2 separate regions of the Homo sapiens genome follow, and region 1 is linked to region 2. A link is an interaction called in ENCODE POLR2A ChIA-PET data of the cell type or tissue named here. Cell type or tissue: PC-3. All regions are shown on one strand. Each heading gives the region's core, and the rest is flanking DNA. Links, peaks and the distances in the headings are about the cores only. Region 1 has its middle 17 kb from the start of CGN. Region 2 overlaps SELENBP1 (selenium binding protein 1).

Region 1 (10,681 bases), core at 1,812-9,811, 130 kb before region 2:
TACTAGGTGGCACGAAAGACTGCCTGCTCTGAGTGACATCTGGAGCAGAAAAAGTATAGCCCCACTTATCATCGCTCTCAGTAACCCACTGAGGGACTTTATGCTTCCTATTCTGCAGCTCTGGGCTCCGCATGGTGAGACATTCTGATCCCCAAAGGGCCATACTCTTCCAGGAAAGGTCACATTAAGTTACATGGTATGGCTACCACTTGTGCACTTTGAACTCCTTGTATTCAGGAATCACCAAGTAAGAAGAGAAATTATCATTATCATATTGCCAGTGTAATTGACCCTGATCAGGGAAGAGGTGGGGCTGCTGTTTTACAATTGGGGCAGGGAAGAATATGTGTGGTGACTCACTTGGGCATTTCTTTCTTCTTTTTTTTTTTTTAGATGGAGTTTCACTCTTGTTGCCCAGACCGGAGTGCAATGGCGCCATTTGGCTCACTGCAACCTCCGCCTCCCAGGTTCAAGTGATTCTCCTGCCTCAGCCTCCCAAATAGCTGGGATTACGGGCATGCGCCACTACACCCTGCTAATTTTTTGTATTTAGTAGAGATGGGGTTTCACCATGTTGGTCAGGCTGGTCTCGAACTCCTGACCTCAGGTCATCCGTCCGCCTCAGCCTCTCAAAGGGCTGAGATTACAGGCATGCGCCACTGCGACTTGGGCATTTCTTGGTACTCCTTTGCTTAGTTATGACTATGAATGATAAATGCAGCAACCCTGGCCTGAGAAAGGGGCCTCAGACCCCTGAGGAATTAGGGTTTGGGCCACAGCATCAGTAAGCCACTGAGACTAGTAGAAGTGATAGCTGAGGGCAAGAGGGATTTAGAGTAGAAGAAGGAAACAATGAGTACCTGTTGCACCTCCAAGAACAACTGCAGCAATGGGGGCTGTATATTATTCCACTAATCACGCTCATCTAAGTTTTTCACAGGAAGAGAAGCCCTGCCCAATTATGTCTGGAGAAGTGAATCCACATGATACAAAGGGTAGACTGGAGCAGCCATGGAGGTACCCCATTTGGATTCCTTTCACAAAAGAACTTTCTGTTCAGCTGTAGGAGTGCAGTTATCTCACAGCTTCCAGCTACAGCAACTTCAGGATTCACGATCATGTTCATGTTAAGACCACACTCTTCCCAGGCAGCCTCCAGACAACGATTGAGCATGGTGTGCATGCTAAAGCCTGGCCATTTCTGCCCAACTTTGCCCCTCGTCTCCCGCGGAGTTGACTGAGACTTTGTCAGATCCGCATCATGACTTGAGGCTCTCCCTATCCATCCTGCTTCCTCTCCCTATATCCTTCACAGGCATTACCCCCAATAAACCTCTTCTGCTCCTAACTTTGAGCATCTCCTTCTCAGAGAATCCAAACCAATGTACTGGGTGATAAAATAATATTGAACAGAGAAAATGAAAACTGTATATATATGCACATATAAGGTTTCTGTAGTTTATATATAGTTATATATATGCATATATTTACACATACACCATATAGTTATAATTTTTTTTTTTTTTTTTTGAGATGGAGTCTCACCTTGTCACCCAGGCTGGTGTGCAATGGTGCGATCTCGGCTCACCGCAACCTCTGCCTCCCAGGTTCAAGCGATTCTCCCGCCTCAACCTCCTGAGTAGCTGGGACTACAGGTGAGTGCCACCACACCCGGCTAATTTTTAAATTTTTAGTAGAGATGGGGGTTCACTATGTTGGCCAGGCTGGTCTCGAACTCTTGACCTCGTGATCTGCCCACCTCGGCCTCCCAGAGTGCTGGGATTACAGGCATGAGCCACTGCACCTGGCCATATTTTTTTTTTTTTAAGACGGCGTCTCACTCTGTCGCCCAGGCTGGAATGCAGTGGCACCATCTCGGCTCACTGCAGGCTCTGCCCCCCGGGTTCACGCCATTCTCCTGCCTCAACCTCCCGAGTAGCTAGGACTACAGGTGTCCGCCACCCAGCAAATTTTTTGTATTTTTAGTAGAGACGGCGTTTCACTGTGTTAGCCAGGATGGTCTCGATCTCCTGACCTCATGATCTGCCTGCCTCCGCCTCCCAGAGAGCTGGGATTACAGGCATGAGCCACTGCGCCTGGCCCCTTTTTTTTTTTTTTTTTTTTTTTTGAGACGGAGTCTTGCTCTGTCACCCAGGCTAGAGTACAGTGGCGCAATCTCAGCTCACTGCAACCTCCACCTCCCTGGTTCAAGCAATTCTCCTGCCTCAGCCTCCCAAGTAGCTGGGACTACAGGCACCCACCACCACACTCGGCTAATTTTTGTATTTTTAGTAGAGACGGGGTTTCACCATGTTGGCCAGGCTGGTCTTGAACTCCTGACCTAAGGTGATCCGCCTGCCTCAGCCTCCCAAAGTGCTGGGATTACAGGCATGAGCCACCGCACCTGGCATAAATTTTTTTTTTTTTTTTTTTTTTTGAGACGGAGTCTCGCTCTCTCGCCCAGGCTGGAGTGCAGTGGCGCGATCTCAGCTCACTGCAAGCTCCGCCTCCCAGGTTCATGCCATTCTCCTGCCTCAGCCTCCTGAGTAGCTGGGACTACAGGCGCCCGCCACCATGCCCGGCTAATTTTTATTGTATTTTTAGTAGAGATGGGGTTTCACGGTGTTAGCCAGGATGGTCTCCATCTCCTGACCTCGTGATCCACCCGTCTTGGCCTCCCAAAGTGCTGGGATTACAGGCGTGAGCCACCGCACCTGGCCTGGCATAAATATTTTTAATGTGTATTTGTATGGATGAGACCTTGAAGACATGGAAAAATAAAACTGGTTGATCTATTAAATAGAGTCAAAGGATTGTGAGTGATTTTTTTTACATGTCATTTATTGTTGACACAATGTCATTAAAAGAGAAAACTAGGATGTCAGTTCTAAATCTACTTTTTGCTTCTTAAAATATATGGGATTTCAGCCGGGAGTGGTGGCTCACATCTGTAATCCCAGCACTTTGGGAGGCCAAGGCGGGTGGATCACCTGAGGTCAGGAGTTCAAGGTCAGCCTGGCTAACATGGTGAAACCCCATCCCTACTGAAAATAACAAAAATTAGCTGGGCATGGTGGCTGGCACCTGTAATCCCAGCTACTTGGGAGGCTGAGGCAGGAGAATCACTTGGACCCAGGAGGCAGAGGTTGCAGTGAGCTAAGATCATGCCACTGTACTCCAGCCTGGGTGACAGAGCGAGACTGTCTCAAAAAAAAAAAAAAAAAAATACATATATATATATATATATATATATATATATATATATATATATATATATGACTTTGGGCAATTGATTTTCCATTTCCTTATCTATAAAGTAAGGCTAATAAGTGTGACAACAAAATGAGATTAAGAATTTAAACACATTTTGCTATTGTGAAGGTTTTTAGTTTTTTGTGTGTGTGTTTTGTTTTTTTTTTTGAGATGGAGTCTCACTCTGTCGCCCAGGCTGGGGTGCAGTGGCACGATCTCGGCTCACTGAAACCTCTGCCTCCTGGGTTCAAGCAATTCTCCTGCCTCAGCCTCCCAAGTAGCTGGGACTACAGGCGCCCGCCACCATGTCCAGCTAATTTTTTGTAATTATAGTAGATATGGGGTTTCACCCTGTTAGCCAGGATGGTCTGCTTCTCCTGACCTCGTGATCCACCCGCCTTGGCCTCCCAAAGTGCTGGGATTACAGGCGTGAGCCACTGCTCCTGGCGTGAAGTATTATTTTTATTATTGGCTGAAGTACCAGATATAAGTTGGTCAAGTAACAAATGCTTATTGATTATCTACTGTGTGTCAGGTAACGTTTGTATTAGTTTCTATGGCTGCTATAACAAAGTACCACAAATTTAGTGGCTTAAAAAACACAAATTTATGCCTGAGTGCAGTGGCTCATGCATGTAATCCCAGAACTTGGGAGGTCAAGGTGCAGGGATTGCTTAAGGTCAGGAGTTTAAGACCATTCTGGGCAACGTAGTGAGACCCCATCTCTACAAAAAGTACAAAAAGTAGCCGGGCATGGTGGCATGTGCCTGTATCATTTTAGAATAAGGGAGTTGAGAGACTTGATAGATTTGTGTCTCTCAAGTTTTGTAGCACATCAGGGGGACTAAGAAATAGAAGCCTCGGGCCAGCAGAGTGGCAGAACAACTGGCTTCCCTAGGAGAAAGTTGTCTTTCTCTCTATAGGAGAGGGAGGATTTCCTGTAGATTGAAGCGGAGAAGGAAAGGCTGGTCTCAAGGAGAAAGTCAACTAGATAAACAAAGAATTACAAAAAGCTTACAAAAGAATGCAACATTCTCACTCCAGCTAAGCAAAGACTTTTTCCTCATTTCTCCCCTCAGGAGTGGGAGAGGCTAGTTTATTCTGGTGTGTGGCTAGAAATTCTACAATGACACTCTTTGTATCTAGTCTCCCTAGGCTGTCCTTTGTTTTCCCCAAAATGATTATTCAGTTTTTTTTTTTCTAGAAATGACTTTCTCTTTGACTGCAAAGATGAATTAGATAAATTTATATGTGCAAGTTAATAAATTAAGTATCCAAACTCTGTGATTATAAAAAGTTTACATATAAGATTTTTCCTTTTCATAAACAGCCCTACTGAGGTGTAACTGACAAACAGTAAACTGCACAAATGTAAAGTGTGCAATTTGATAGTTCTGACATATGTATGCATCCATGAAATTTTTACCACAATCAAGATAATGAGCATATCCATCTACCAGAAACTGGGTGTTGGAGAGTGGGGGTGGATATGTTCTCCTTAGGTTTTGACCTCTTATTACCAGCTCACAAATTTGTACTCTGAGTAATGAGACAAGATGAGTCATTCATAAAAAATTTTTTCTACAGAAGTGGGCAGAAAAAAAAAAAAACTTCCCACCCACTTGGCAGGTGATCAGTAGCTCATTAACCTAAATCATGTCACCACACTGTCACTCTTTCTTCATTGTATACAGGCTGGAATGCAAACGGCTGGGAAAAGCACCCAGCTGGTGTCCCAGGCCAGCTCTTGGCTGCCTATATGGAAGCAGGAGGGGATTTCTGACCTCAGTCCCCTAACAGGCCTGCCCTCCAATAGTCTAAACTCACTGGGTACCATAGCATTCAGCCCAGAGCTAGCAGGCCTAAGTCTCTTCCTTACCTCTAGCTCATAAATCTTCCTCATGGTCTAAAAGAAAGAGATACTTATCCCTAATTCTATTTTTTAAAAATATATTTGCCAGATGTGGTGGCTTATGCCTGTAATCCCAGCACTTTGGGAGGCTGAGGCAGGTGGATCACTTGAGGTCAGGAGTTCGAGACCAGCCTGGCCAACATGGCAAAACCCTGTATACTAAAACTACAAAAATTAGCTGGACATGGTGGCGTGCACCTGTAATCCCAGCTACTCAGGAGGCTGAGGTGGGAGAATCACCTGAACTCGGAGGCAGAGGTTGCAGTGAGCCAAGATCGTGCCACTGCACAACAGAGTGAGACTCTATTTCAAAAAAAAGAAAATTATATAGATAAAAAATGTTTTTAGTTTTTTTGTTTTTTTTTTGGTACAGATGGGGGCTCATTATGTTGCTCAGGCTGATCCCGAACTCCTGGCCTTAAGTGATCTTCCCACCTCGGCCTCCCAAAGTGCTAGGATTACAGGTATGAGCCACCACACCCAGTGTATCCTTATTCTACAGCCAGCCTCTCTTCCTAGTGTCTAGACTTAATTCCTGAGCTCTATTATTCAGCAATATTTATCGAACACCTACCAGGTACCAGGCACTGTTCTAGGCTCTTGGAATATAGCAGAAGTCAACAATAGGCAGCAATCCCTGCCTTCATGAGCTTACTTCCTACTGAGTGAGGAAACTAAAGGCCAACATCTTAATTCCACCTTCTGGAAGTAACATCTGAGTTACCTTCTGCCCTCAAAAAGGTGTAGAGAAGAATCTTATCCTTATCCTAACCCTTTTGCAACTTGTAACTTGTAGCTGCTCTGCTTTTTTTTTTTTTTTTTTTTTTTTTTTTTGAGACAGAGTCTTGCTCCGTCGCCCAGGCTGGAGTGCAGTGGCGCAATCTTGGCCCACCTCCTGGGTTCAAGAGATTCTCCTACCTCAGCCTCCCAAGTAGCTGGGACTACAGGTGTGTGCCATCACACCCGGCTAACTTTTGTATTTTTGGTAGAGATGATGTTTCATCATGTTGTCCAGGCTGGTCTTGAACTCCTGACCTCAGGAGATCTGCCCGCCTCAGCCTCCCAAAGTGCCGGAATTACAGGTGTGAGTCACCGCACCTGGCCATATTTCTTTCCTTTCTATTCACCATCTTCAAGCAGTTTATATGCAGTAATTCCAAGTTCCCTTGTCCCTCACCTGCAGTTGAGCTTGGAAACTGAAGGCTTTTCTGAGTCCTCCTTCTACCGGATGTCTCTTGTGCTTCTGCTCCCTATTTTTTCACACTCTTTTCTCCTTGGATTTCTATACCACTGCTCTATTATTTTCTACAGCTCTAGCCCTCCCCTGTCCCTGTGGGTACTTTTTTCCTTTCTCAGCTATTCCCCATAGCTGTGAAAAAGCTCTTTCCTTTCCTCTGCCCTCCACTCTTCCCCTTCAGTGGCTCATTCACTCTCATGCTTTCTCCTGCCACCTCCAAAAGCAGACAACTTTCAAATCTCCATTTTAAACACCGACCTCTCATCCATGTACTGAATCAGTATTTAACTTTCTCCAGAACTTTTGCACTTGTACGTCTCATCTCTACTTAGGACACAGACAAACCAAGCAAAGTAACTTCCCCCGTATACCAGCACTCCTTCTCAAATTCCCTGTCTTTACTTTTTGCAGCCCCCAATATATATATATATTTTTGAGACGCAGTCTCACTCTGTTGCCCAGGCTGGAGTGCAGTGGCGTGATCTCGGCTCACTGCAAGCTCCACCTCCCGGGTTCACACCATCCTCCTGCCTCAGCCTCCTGAGTAGCTGGGACTACAGGCACCCACCACCACGCCTGGCTAATTTTTTGTATTTTTAGTAGAGACGGGGTTTCACCGTGTTAGCAGGATGGTCTCATTCTCCTGACCTTGTGATCTGCCCGCCTTGGCCTCCCAAAGTGTTGGGATTACAGGCGTGAGCCACCGCGCCCGGCCTGCAGTCCCCAGTATTAGAAGGAGCAACTTCTTGCTTAGAGTTGCACTGGAGACTCGGTACTAATAATACCTGCCAGCTACCCTAAATAGGAAAGAAATTTAAATAAATTAATAGATACAAAACAAGTTTATGGCCATAGGTGGGGGTAATCTCAACCTTTGGCAAGCAAGGCTAGAAAGTAGCATCAGACTTCAAAGAAAACTTACCATTGTTAGGTTCAAGTCAGAGGGCAAAGAAGGAAAGTGCAGGACACTGGAGGGGATATAGGAGGTGGGAGGGCATCTGAGAACCTCAGAGAAGGAAGACTGAAGCAGGAGGGAGAATGGAGATAGGGATCTTGTGTGTGGGAAAACACACAAACTCAGAGTGTTTGTTCCTGTTATCTCACTCAACAGTAACAATCAACACAGACAGAAGACTCCTGTGACCAAATATGGAGGATTTCTCCCCACCAGCAAACAAGCAATCAGTTCTGCAGCAGACACCAGCTGGGTGTCCTCTAATTCGATTCTGACACCATCTACCAAGAGGCCACAGGTTGAGGGCTCAAACCCCAAAACTGCCCCCACCCACCCCATTCAGACACCAGTCAAAACCCAAGACTCCAGAATTTCTGACCCAGCAGATTCAAGTTGGGGCTCCTACAGCCCCCTCTTTGGACTCAATTCATTTGCTAGAGCAGCTCACAGAACTAAGGGAGACACTTCGTTTACCAGCTTATTAGAAAGGATATGACAGAGGATGTGAATGGAGAGATGCATGTCTGTTAGATTCTTCTTGGTCTCTCTATGCAGCCTTCCTTCCTCCAGGCTACGGGGTAGGACCCTCTCTGCAATCAGGGTCTTATGACTCACAATCAGATTAGAGTCCTGCATCTGGCAGGTGCAATGAGAACAGGAAGGCCCGGTGTGGTGGCTCATGCCTGTAATTCCCACACTTTGGAAGGCCGAAGCAGGTGGATTGCTTGAGCTCATGAGTTTAAGACCAGCCTGGGCAACATAGGGAGAGTGTCTCTACAAAAAATAAAAAATTAGCCGGACATGGTGGTGCACACTTGTAGTCCCAGCTACTCAGGAGCCTGAGGTGGGAGGATTGATTGAGTACAGGAGATCAAAGCTGCAGTGAGCAGTGATTACACCAATGCACTTCAACCTGGGCAACAGAGTGAGACATTATCTCAAAACATAAATAAATGAATAAATAAATAAGAGCGGGAGAAAGTCAGATAGCAAGAAAGTCTGCTTTCTGAGGCCGGCCTCTGAATCCTAAAGTGTCCTAACATTATAACAAAAGACTGTAGGCCGGGCACGGTGGCTCACGCCTGTAATCCCAGCACTTTGGGAGGCCAAGGCAGGTGGATCACCTGAGGTCGGGAGTTCAAGACCAGCCTGACCAACATGGAGAAACCCCGTCTCTACTAAAAATACAAAATTAGCCGGGCGTGGTGACGTATGTCTGTAATCCCAGCTACTTGGGAGGCTGAGGCAGGAGAATCACTTGAACCCAGGAGGCGGAGGTTGCAGTGAGCCAAGATTGCGTCATTGCACTCCAGCCTGGGCAACAAAAGTGAAACTCCATCTCAAAAAAAAAAAAAAAAAGAAAAAGAAAAAGAAAAAAAAAAAGACTGTAACAGGGGCATTGAGAGATATGAGCCAGGAGCTGTGGCCACATAGACTTCACATATCTACACTTAACTATTAATATTTGCTGATTCTGTATACTGTGCATGGTTAGCTCAGATAGAGTTTTGCTCCCATTAGTCAGTGAATTGACGTGGGATGACGATGATAAAAAGCGGAAACAACTGCTACAGTCAAGAAGAGCCTAAGAAGACACTATGAATAAATATAATGTGGTGTATCCTGGATGGGATCCTGGAATAGAAAAAGGATACGAAATTTAAAACTAAGGAAATCTGATAAAGTATGGTCTTCAGTTAATAATAATGTGTCGTTACTGGTTCATTAACTGTGACAAATGTACCACACTAATGTAAGATGTTAATAATAGGAGAAACTGGTCGGACACGGTGGCTTACACCTGTAATCCCAGCACTTTGGGAGGCTGAGACAGGTGGATCACCTGAGGTCAGGAGTTCAAGACCAGCCTGCTCAACATGGTGAAACCCTGTCTCTACTAAAAATACAAAAATTAGCCAGGCGTGGTGGCGGGTGCCTGTAATCCTAGCTACTTGGGAAGCTGAGGCAGGAGAATTGCTTGAACCTGGAAGGCGGAGGTTGCATTTAGCTGAGATCACACCATTCCACTCCAGCCTGAGAAACAAGAGCAAAACCCCATCTAAAAACGAAAACAAAGTAATAGGCGAAACTGGGTTCTGGGTATATGAGAACCCTCTGGACTATCTGTGCAACTTTTCTGTAAATCTGAAACTATTTTTTTTTTTTTTTGAGACAAAGTCTCTGTCGCCCAGGCTGGAGTGCAGTGGCGTGATCTTGGCTCACTGCAACCTCCGCCTCCCAGGTTCAAGCAATTCTCCTGCCTCAGCCTCCCAAGTAGCTGAGTTTACAGACGTGCATCACCACACCTGGCTAATTTTTGCATTTTTAGTAGAGATGGGATTTCACCATGTTGACCAGGCTGGTCTCAGACTCTCGACCTCAGGTGATCCACCCGCCTCGGCCTCCCAAAGTGCTGGGATTACAGGCGTGAGCTGCCTGAAACTATTATTTTTTTTTTTTTTGAGATGGAGTTTCACTCTTGTTGTGCAATGGCACGATCTTGGCTCATTGCAACCTCCACCTCCCAGGTTCAAGCGATTCTCCTGCCTCAGCCTCCCGAGTAGCTGGGATTACAGGCACGCACCACCAAAGCCAGCTAATTTTTTGTATTTTTAGTAGAGACGGGGTTTCACCATGGCCAGGCTGGTCTTGAACTCCTGACCTCAGGTGATCCTCCTGCCTCGGCCTCCCAGAGTGCTGGGATTACAGGTGTGAGCCACCACGCCCAGCCCTGAAACTATTCTTAAATCATTCATTAAAACCTGCAGGCATGATGGCCCACTCCTGTAGTCCCAGCTACTTGGGAAGCTGAGGCAGGACCATCCCTCGAACACCAGTGTTCCAGGCTGTAGTGAGCTATTAGCATGACTGTGAATAGCCACTGCACTCCACGCTGGGCAACATAGTGAGACCCTGTCTCTAAAAATAAATACATAAATAAATAAGCAATAAACAGTAATGAATTATTGATTCTGAAACTTTGGCTCCCTAAACTCACCAGGAAGGACCTATCACTGGGAGGATCCCTGCTGGAGAAGCCTTGTAAGGACACTACTATTATTCCCTAGAAACCTTGGGGTTCCTTTTGATGACTTCCTCTCCCAGGTCCTCTATATCTAAGCTGTCATTAAGGGCTGTTGATTGAAATTTAAAATATCGTTCATCTAGAGTTTTCAGTTTATAAACCTAAAAGCTTGTTTTCTTTTTTTTTTTTTTTTTTTTTTGAGATGGATTCTCGCTCTGTCGCCCAGGCTGGAGTGCAGTGGTGCGATCTCGGCTCACTGTAACATCTGCCTCCCAGGTTCAAGTGATTATCCTGCCTCAG
Region 2 (10,681 bases), core at 726-8,725:
TCATCACCCACACTCCCTATTTTGGGCCCTCACTTCCTTGGGGACCTGGCTTCATTCTGCTCTCTCTTGGCACCCGACCCTTGGCAGCATGTACCACACAGCCAAGCTGAGACTGTGGCAATGTGTTGAGTCATATACATTTACTGACCACTGTTGCTTGTTGCTCACTGTGCTGCTTTTCCATGAGCTCTTGGAGGCACCAAGAAATAAACTCGTAACCCTGTCCTTCAGATGGCCTTGTCTTTGGGGGCCCAGGGCCTGTGTCTCTTCTTCTGCCTACCCTTTGTATCATGCACAAGAAAGGGCTAAAGAGGCCTCCAGTGGGGGTTATGGTAACTAGTTCACACCAGTGATTCCAACATGATGCTAATAATGCCCAAATCTCAATTTTATGGCCAGACAAAATCTGAAAATTTTGGGGGTGATCGTCACAAGGAGACCTGGGGGTAGAGAATGTAAATCGGTGTTTCTAAAGTTTTGGTTTTTTTTTAACCCATGCTTTCTTTTAATGAACCTAAAAATCTCACCCATCACTCTCAAGAGAATGTAACATGCTCCCTCACACACAGGAGACCCCAGGATCCCTGTTGTGTATAGTGTAATATATTTCCACTGATGGCAAGACGACTGGGAGAACGCAGCTGTTGGGAGGTTTATCAGGCTGCTCTTGCATTGCTATAAATGCCTGAGACTGGGTAATTTATAAAGAAAAGAGGTTTAATTGGCTCATGGTTCTGCAGGCTCTACAGGAAGCATGACACTGGCATCTGCCCGGCTTCTCAGGAGGCCTCAGGAAACTTACAATCATGGCAGATGGTGAAGGAGGAGCACAAACATCACACGGCCAGAGTAGGAGCAAGAGAGAGAGAGCAAGGGGGGAGGTGCCACACACTTTTAAACAACCAGATCTCAGGAGAACTCACTCACGGTCTCAAGGATAGTACCAAGGGGGGTGGTGCCAAACCAGTCATGAGAAACCCACCCCCCATGATCCAGTCATCTCCCACCAGGCCCCACCTCCAACACTGGGAATTACAATTTGACATGAGATTTGTTGGGGACACAGTTTCAAACCATATCATTCTGCCGCTGGCCCCCCCACAAATTTCATGTCCTTCTCACATTTCAAAATACAATTATGCCTTTCCAATAATCCCCAAAGTCTTAATTCATTCCAGCATTAACTTAAAAGTCCAAAGTCCAAAGTCTCATCTGAGAAAAAGCAAGTCCCTTCCACCTATGAGCCTGTAAAATAAAAAACAAGTTAGTTACTCCCAAGATACAATGGGGGTATAGGCATTGGGTAAATACTCCTATGCCAAAAGGGAGAAATGAGCCAAATGAAAGGGGCTTCAGGCCCCATGCAAGTCCAAAACCCAGCAGGGCAGTTGTTAAATATTAATACTCCAAAATAATCTCCTTTGTCTCCATGTCCCAAATCCAGGGCGCACTGGTGCTATGGATGGGCTTCCAAGGCCTTGGGCTCTGCCCCTGTGGTTTTGCAGGGTTCAGCTCCCATGACTGCTCTCATGGGCTGGTGTTGAGTGCCTGTGGCTTTTCCAGGTGCAGGGTGCCAGCTGGCAGTGGATCTACCATTGTGGGGTCTGGAAGACAGTGGCCCTCTTCTCACAGCTCTACTAGGCAGTGCCCCACTGGGGACTCTGTGTGGGGGCTCCAACCCCACATTTCCCCTCCACCCGACCCTAGTAGAGGTTCTCCATAAGTGTTCTGCCTCTGTAGCAGGCTTCTGCCTGGAGCCCAGTCTTCTCCATACATCCTCTGAAATCTAGGCAGAGGCTCCCAGGCCTCAACTCTTGCACTCTGCACAGCTTCAGGCTTAACACCACATGGAAGCCACCAAGGCTTAGGTTTGCACTCTCTGGAGCAGTGGCCCAAGCTATACCTGGGCCCCTTTGAGCCATGCCTGGAGCTGGAGCAGCTGGAATGCAGGGAGCAGCACAGAGCAGGGGGAGCCTGGACATGGCCCACAAAACCATTCAGTCCTCCTAGGCCTCTGGGCCTGTGATGGGAGGAGCTGCTGCAAAGGTCTCTGAAATGCCTTTACGGCCTCCCACCAGGCCCCACCTCCAACACTAGGGATTACCACTGAACATGAGATATGGTGGAGACACAGATCCAAACCATATCAGGAGGTTAAATGTGTCACCTCTACCTGGAATACAGGAACATTACCACACAGGAGGGCTAGGAACACCATGGTGAACCAATCCAACAGGCCAGGCCATGGCACTCTTGTCTCCTCACCCAGATGGTATTTTAGAACCTTACTCAGAGATGTCTCCTTTCCCTGTGCTAGGTGGTGGTGGTGGAGGTGTTGTTGTTGTTGTTGTTGTTGCTGTTGTTGTTCTTCTTCTTCTTCTCCTTCTTCTCTTCTTCCTCTTCTTCATTTCTTTCTTTTCTGCCTCTTCCTCCTCTTCCTCTTCTCCTCCTCCTCCTTCTTCCTCTTTTCCTTCTCCTTATTCTTCCTCCTCCTCTTTTTCTTTCTTCTCCTTCTTCCTCTTCTTCTCCTTCCTTCCTCCTCCTCCTTCTTTTCTTCTTTTTCAAAATAAGGTTTCCCTATATTGCCCAGGCTGGTCTCAAACTCCTGGGCTCAAGTGATCATCTTGCCTCAACCTTGCAAAGTGCTGGGATTACACAAGTGAACCACCATGCCCTGCCTACAATTCTTTTTTTTTTTTTTTTTTTTTTTTTTTTTGAGACAGGGTCTTACTCTGGTGCCCAGGCTGGAATACAGTGGCACAATCACAGCTCGCTGCAGCCTCAGTGTTACAGGCATAATCATCACACCTGACTCAATTCTTTATAGAAGGAATCTGATAGAAATTCCTTTATAGAAGGAATCTGATAGAAATTTGATAGAGATAGCAGCCAAATGGTAATTATTATTTTATTTTATTTTATTTTGGATAGCGTCTTGCTCTGTCGCCCAGGCTGAAGTGCAGTGGCATGATCTTGGCTGACTGCAACATCTGCCTCCTGGGTTCAAGCAATTCTTCTGTCTCAGCCTCCCAAGTAGCTGGGATTGCAGGCGTGCACCACCACACCTGGATAATTTTTGTATTTTTAGTAGAGACTGGGTTTCACCATGTTGGCCAGGCAGGTCTCGAACCTCTGAACTCAAGATATCTGCCCACCTCGGCCTCCCAAAGTGCTGGAATTGCAGGCATGAGCCACTGTGCCCAGCCCAAATGGTAATTCTACTGACTCCTTTATTCTCTCCCTAGACAATATTAAACAACATTCAGGTATTGACCTACATTCTTTTCAGTCTTCTGAAAAGGTGTCTTTCTTTTAAACATTGGAGCAGCCTAGGACCCCCAGGATGGTCTCACCACCCCAGGAATACACCATACTTTCCCTTTGAGGCCTTTAAACATGCTCCCTGAAATGTCCACCTCAACTGGAGTCCTGATTCCCTCCTTCTGCCTCACCTGCCATCCAGGCCAGATTTCCTTGTCCTCTGGGAAGCCTCCTTCCCTGGCTCCTCCAGGCCAGGGGCCCATTTTAACGCTCACAAAGCCTGCCACACTTAACCTCATCATAAACTCATGTCTCTTGGAATCTAAACTCCCTGTTAACTCCCAGCACCTAGCTTGGATGTTGGCACTTAGTACACTTTAATGAATAAATGGATATAAAGGAAGTGCTCAAAATGAGTAGGAAGTTACAGGGAGCCTTGGGATTTACAAGGTTTTACCAGAAGTTTCTCTCCTTGGTCTCTGCTCTGTTCTCTTCAATAACCAAACTTCTTCAGAATGAGAAAGGATAATGTAGTTCTACATCATTTCTATCTCTTCCTAAAAGCTTAAAATTCCACTCAGCAATATTCCATCCCATTCATCTTCTTCATTCTGGTAAGAGCAATTGCCCTACCTGAAGGCAGGGAAACTACTGAAGACAACTGGGGCGGCCGGGCGCAGTGGCTCACGCCTGTAATCCCAGCACTTTGGGAGGCAGAGGTGACTGGATCATCTGAGGTCAGGAGTTCGAGACCAGCCTGGCCAAAATGGTGAAACCCCATCTCTACTAAAAATACAAAAATTAGCCGGGCATGGTAGCACACGCCTGTAATCCCAGCTACTCAGGAGGCTGAGGCAGGAGAATCACTTCAACCTGGGAGGCAGAGCTTGCAGCGAGCCAAGATCACGCCATTGCACTCGATCAAGCCTGGGCGACAGAGCGAGACTCTGTCACAAAAAAAAAAAAAAAAAAAAAAGACAACTGGGGCTATGTCTAAAGGATTCATGCCATATCTGACAAAAGATTTGTATCTAGAATGAGTGGAAAACTCTAAAAACTCAACAGTAAAAAACCAAACACTCCAGTTAGAAAATGAACAAAAGGGATGGGCATGGTAGTTCACACCTGTAATCTCAGCACTTTGGGGGGACGAGGCGGGTGGATCACTTGAGGCCAGTAGTTCGAGACCAGCCTCACCAATATGGTGAACCCCATCTCTACCAAAAATACAAATATTAGCCAGGTGTGGTGGTGTGCACTTGTAGTCCCAGCTACTAAGGAGGCTGAGGCAGAAGAATAGCTTGAACATGGGAGATGGAGGTTTTGGTGAGCTGAGATCACGTCACTGCACTCCAGCCTGGGCAACAGAGCTGCCCACCTGTCGGATGTGTTGGCTCATGCCTGTAATCCCAGCACTTTGGGAGGCCAAGGCGGATAGATCGCTTGAGGTCAGGAGTTCGAGACCAGCCTGGCCAACATGGTGAAACCCCATCTCTACTAAAAATACAAAAAATTAACCAGGACTGGTGGCACATGCTTGTAATCCCAGCTACTTGGGAGGCTGAAGCAGGAGAATTACTTGAACCTGGGAGGCAAAGGTTGCAGTGAGCCAAGATCGTGCCACTGCAGTCACTCCAGCCTGGGCAACAAGAGAGAAACTCCATCTCAAAAAAAAAAAAAAAAAAGTCTGATCAAGCCTCTAGGTCTCTCATCAGTTTATAGGAGATACAAGGAACAGAAGAACAAGTTTAAAAATACTATAGGCCAGGCACGGTGACTAACTCCTGTAATCCCAGCACTTTGGGAGGCCAAGCCGGGTGGATCACTTAAACTCAGGAGTTCAAGACCAGCCTGGCCAACATGGCAAAAACCCCCTCTCTACAAAAAAATACAAAAATTATCTGGGCATGGTGGCATGTGCCTGTGGTCCCAGCTACTCCAGAGGCTGAGGCTGGGACCATAGGCACACAACATCTCAAATAGTTACTCGTTTTTTTGTTTTTTTGGCAAGAGCAGCTAAAAACTATGAAAAAATTCAAACATATAAGAGGAGAAGGAAGAATGTAATAAATGCCCACATAAACATACCCATCATCCTGCTTGAATTGCTTGAATCCAGGAGGTGGAGATTGCAGTAAGCTGTGATCATGCCACTGCACTCCAGCCTGGGTGACAGAGCCAGACCCTGTCTCAAACAAACAAACAAACACCACCATAAAGATACAATAATAAAAATCCAGAATGTGAGAAATCTTATAGAGCAAATGACCTGTCTCCTCAACAGACCCACTGAGAGAGACAGACTATGGATTAGAAAGAATTAGGAAACACATTAACCGAACCAATTACAACGCAATGCGTGACCTTTGTTGATCCTGATTTGAACCTATCAAGAGAAAAATACAGTTTTTGAGAAAACTAGAGAAATTTGAACACTGACTAGATGTGTAATGATACTAAGAGATAATTTTTAATTTTTAGGTGTGATCATGGCTTTGGGCATTATTAAAAGAGAGTCTTTATTTTTTAGTCACATTAAATTATTTACTGTAAATACCTAAGTATTTAAAGATGATACAATATAATGAATGTCTGCATTATATTAACTTAGAGTGGGGAGGCATGGATAAAACAAGATGATCGGCCAGGCGCGGTGGTTCACGCCTCTAATCCCAGCACTTTGGGAGGCTGAAGTGGGCGGATCACCTGAGGTCAGGAGTTCAAGACCAGCCTGGTCAACATGTGAAACCCCATCTCTACTAAAAATACAAAAATTAGCTGGGCATCATGGCAGATGCCTGTAATCCCAGCTACTCAGGAGGTTGAGGCGGGAGAATCTCTTGACCATGGGAGGCCGACGTTACAGTGAGCCAAGATCACGCCACTTCACTCCAGCCTGGGCAACAGAGCGAGACTCTGTCAAAAAAAAAAAAAAAGATCAGGGCCAGGTGCGGTGGGTCATGCCTGTAATCCTAGCAGTTTGGGAGGCCAAGGCAGGCAGATCACCTGAGGTCAGGAGTTCAAGACCGGTCTGGCCAACATGGTGAAGCCCCATCTCTACTAAAAATACAAAAATTAGCCAGGCATGGTGGTCTGTGCCTGTAATCCCAGCTACCCAGGAGGCTGAAGCAGGAGAATCGCTGGAACCTGGGAGGCAGAGGTTGCAGGCCGAGATCACGCCACTGCACTCCAACCTGGGCGACAAGAGCCAAACTCCGTCTCAAAAAAAAAGGTTGGGGGGGCTGGGCGCTGTGGCTCACACCTGTAATCCCAGAACTTTGAGAGGCCAAGGTGAGCAGATCACAAGGTCAGGAGTTTGAAACCAGCCTGACCAACATGGTGAAACCCTGTCTGCACTAAAAATACAAAAAATTAGCCAGGTGTGGTGGCGCATGCCTGTAATCCCAGCTACCAGGGAGTCTGAGACAGGAGAATCCCTTGAACCCAGGAGGCAGATGTTGCAGTGAGCAGAGATTATGTCATTGCACTCCAGCCTGGGCGACAGAGCAAGACTCTGTCTCAAAAAAAAAAAAAAAATAGATGATCAGATGTGGACAATCATTCAAGCAGGATGATGGGTATGTGTATGTGAGTGTTTATTACATTCTTCCTTCTCCTCTTATATATTTGAAATTTTTCATAGTTTTTAGCTGTTCTTCCAAAAAAAAAACAAAAAAAAATTGAGTAACTGTGAGAAGACGTATATATTAATTTGCTTCACTATAGTAATATTATATATATCTTAAATATACACAATAAAATTAATTTTGTAAAGAAAGAAATCTTTTTCATAATAAAAGCTTAAAATTCTATTCACTTTTATCCTGATCTTGGCATCCTCTCACTATGTCTAACCCTACATCACTGAAACAGACTCCAAAAACAAGAGGCCCTCCTGTAACAGACAACCCAGGCACCAGCAACATGCAGAGGGTACCCACCCAGATACCTCTCTCTGCTGCACTCACAAAGATTCTACCCCACACCCCAGAACCAGGCTAGATGAGCAAGAATAGCAAAGCTGAGGAGTGTGCTGTGGGAAAAGTCTACTATATCACCTAGGATCTCCTGCCAGCACCATGGCTTATGAGGCCATGTAGAAGGTTCTAGAAAGTTTGTTGAGCTCAGGGACACCCTCAGAAAAGCTGTAGTGCCAGTCCACCAGGACAAAGGATATAAGAGAGCATTGGGAGATTTCTATCCCATCGTTGGTCCTTCAAGCATTATCTCACACACTGCACTCCAGTAAGTCTCTAAAAGACAGCATCAGGCAATTGCACTCATCTCAGGGATTAGTGAGGTCCTCCTTCTCACATTCCTGCATCCAGTCCTCCCACTTTCATCTTCCAAGTGTTTGACCAGCTGGCTCCATGCTCTGGATATCTGCTCTGTGCCTCCTCTGGCATGCTCTTAGGAGTCCCTTCCCTGACTTCCTTATTTTGATGTGTGGCAGACTCTCTACTCTCAATACTATCTGACCTAGAGGAATGTGTGCAATACATTGTTCATGAAAAAAAGTAATCGTAGAGTTATGTGAATAATTCTATAACTATAGTATAATCCCCAGTTTTAAAAACAAATTCAACCACAATAGCAACAAAAACTTCTATTTAAGGCCAGGCGCAGTGGCTCACGCCTGCAATCCCAGCACTTTGGGAGGCCAAGGAGGGCAGATCACTTGAGGCCCGGAGTTTGAGACCAACCTGGCCAACATGGTGAAACCCCATCTCTACTAAAAATACAAAAATTAGTTGAGCATGCTGGCACACACCTGTAGTTACAGCTACTCAGGAGGCTGAGGCAGGAGAATCGTTTGAACCTGGGAAGCAGAGGTTGCAGTGAGCCGAGATTGCATCACTGCACTCCAGCCTGAGCAACAGAGCGAGACTCTATCTCAGAAAACAAAACAAAACAAAACCTCTATTTAAGTGGCCCTGTGTTTGCAATGACATGGAAGTGAATACGGCAGGATACTTATCAGAACATGTTACCTCAGAGGGGTGAGATTTTTTATGAAACTTGACAAGCTCTTTCTAAAACTAGCCTGGAAATGCGAATGTATACTGTTCCAGTTACCTAGTGCTGTGTAACAAACTACCCCAAAACTTAGTGGCTTAAAGCAATGACAACATTACTTTTGCCCACAGATCTGTAGTTTGGACAGGGCTCAGCAGGAACAGCTTGTCTCTGCTTGGTGTCAGTGGAGGCAGCTTAAAGGCTAGAGGCTAGAATCATCTGATAGCTCACTTACTCACATGTCTGGAGACTCATGCTGCTGTCACTTGGACCTTCAGCTGGGGCCAGAACATCTACACATGACCTTTCCATATGGCTGCTTGGCTCCCTCACAACATGGTAGCTGGGTTCCAAGAGCGAGTGTTCCAAGAGAGAGCAGCAAATGTGAAGGTGTGTCACCTACTCCAGCCGACACTTGACAGTCACACAGCATCACTTCCACCACATTCCAATTACTGAGCCTGTCACAAAGGCCTTCCCAGGTTCAAGGAAACAGGGGACTAGACTCCATTTCTTTCATTTATTTATTTATCTATGTATCTATCTGTTTATTTATTTATTTATTTTTGAGACGGAGTCTCACTCTGTCACCCAGGCTGGAGTGCAATGGCATGATCTCAGCTCACTGCGACCTCTGCCTCCTGGGTTCAGGCAATTCTTCCGCCTCAGCCTCCCACATAGCTGGGATTACAGGCACCCGCCACCACATCCAGCTAATTTTTTGTATTTTTAGTAGAGACAGAGTTTCACCAGGTTGGCCAGGCTGGTCTCAAACTCCTGACCTCAGGTGGTACACCTGCCTCAGCCTCCCAAAGTGCTGGGATTACAGGTGTGAGCCACCATGCCCGGCCGACTCCACCTCTTGACAGGGAAGTTGTAAGGTTCTGAAACAGTGTGTGGAACCAGAAACATTGTGGCCACATTTGGAAAATACAATCTTCCATATATAGGAATAATTTTTTTAGTTAATAAAACCAATAACAGAAGACTCTCAGCATTAGATTTCAAAATATACTATACTTTGAAATATAGTATTTCAAAACATTAACTAAAACAGTGTGTTATGGGTGGAGAAATAGACAAAAAGAATCAACAAAAGAGACATGCGCCTATAATCTCAGCTACTCAGGTCACCAAGGTGGGAGGATCACTTGAGCCAAGGAGTTTGAGGCTGCAGTGAGCTAGGATCCTGCCACCGCACTCCAGCCTGGGTAACAGAGTGAGACTCTGTCTTAAAAAAATAAAATTAAATTAAAATTTTTTTAAAAAGAGAGGCTAAGATCCAGAAATACACCTAACTATACAAGGAAACTTAGTATACAATAAAAGCATATGATAAAACTGTAAAAGGAAACAGTTAAAAGAAGAAGAAAATGATAGTATATATTGAAATGGCTGGCCATTCATTGGAAAACAAGCATATTAAATTAGATGCTATGTAAGGTGTTACTAACTGCCAAACAACCATTCCCAAACTCTTTTCCCTTGCTCACTATAGGTAACTTCTATCCTTAATTTTATGGTCATGATTCTATTGCTTTTTATTAATTATTTTTACCACCTATGTATTTACCCATAAACAATATATTGTTCAGTTTTGCCTGATATTAAATATTTATAAATTGCATTGCACTGTATGTTTTCTTCTGGGTTTTGGTTTTTTCACTTTCTGAAGTTCATCCAGTGGATGTGTGTGGCTGTAGCTCATTAATTTCCACTGCTCTATGACATTCCATCCAGTGAATATATCACAACTTATCATTCTAGGGTTGACGGATATTGGGTCATTTCCAGTTTTTGCTAATGCAAGCAGTGAGACTATAAACTTTACTGCCTGTGTTTTTAGGGCATATGTCTAAGAGCAGGATTACTGAGATATTAAATGTAAATTGAAATACTCACATATTCGACTTCACCAGGTAATATCAAACTATTTTCCAAAACAGTTTTACCAAATTACACTCCCGCAACAGTGAATGAAAGCGCTTGTTGATTCATAACCATGTCAACCCTCAATATTGCCAGACTTTAAAACTTTTGCTGTGGCTCACACCTGTAATCCCAACACTTTGGGGGGCCAAAGTGGGCAGATCGCTGGAGCTCAGGAGTTCAAGACCAGCCTGGGCAACAAGGTGACACTCTGTCTACACAAAAAATACAAAAAAATTAGCTGGGTGTGGTACCGTGCCTGTGATCCCAGCTACTCGGGAGGCTGAGGTGGGAGGACTGCTTGAGCCCAGGAGGTCAAGGCTGCAGTGAGCCATGATCACGCCACTGCACTCCAGCCTGGGTGACAGAGCAAGAACCTGTCTCAAATAAAAAAAAAAGCCAATTTAGTGGGTGTGAAATGGTATCTTCTAAAATTTGCATTTTCCTGATTATTACATAGGGAATAACTTTTCAT

What was found. ChIA-PET counts read pairs that join two places held together with the same protein. Peaks named below come from ENCODE experiments on the same cell type or tissue, not always from the same donor. Only the 100,000 strongest peaks of a DNase experiment are listed, where the experiment ranks them.
Region 1: POLR2A ChIA-PET joins it to region 2 with 10 read pairs; 4 of 35 experiments call an interaction of 5 or more read pairs at or near these places.

What each region holds. Positions count from the first base shown.
Region 1 is chr1:151,489,152-151,499,832 of GRCh38, reverse strand. No RefSeq gene overlaps it. Among named protein-coding and RNA genes, the nearest start is that of CGN, 17 kb to the left of the region's middle. In PC-3, for the core only: no CTCF peak of the experiment used is centred there; a DNase peak (open chromatin) is centred at 4,842; H3K27ac peaks cover 433 bases.
Region 2 is chr1:151,353,853-151,364,533 of GRCh38, reverse strand. It overlaps SELENBP1 (selenium binding protein 1), which reads left to right. Exons shown (of 12, transcript NM_003944.4): 12 at 1-230. Among named protein-coding and RNA genes, the nearest start is that of RFX5, 12 kb to the right of the region's middle. RefSeq lists a silencer at 4,779-4,933. In PC-3, for the core only: no CTCF peak of the experiment used is centred there; no DNase peak of the experiment used is centred there.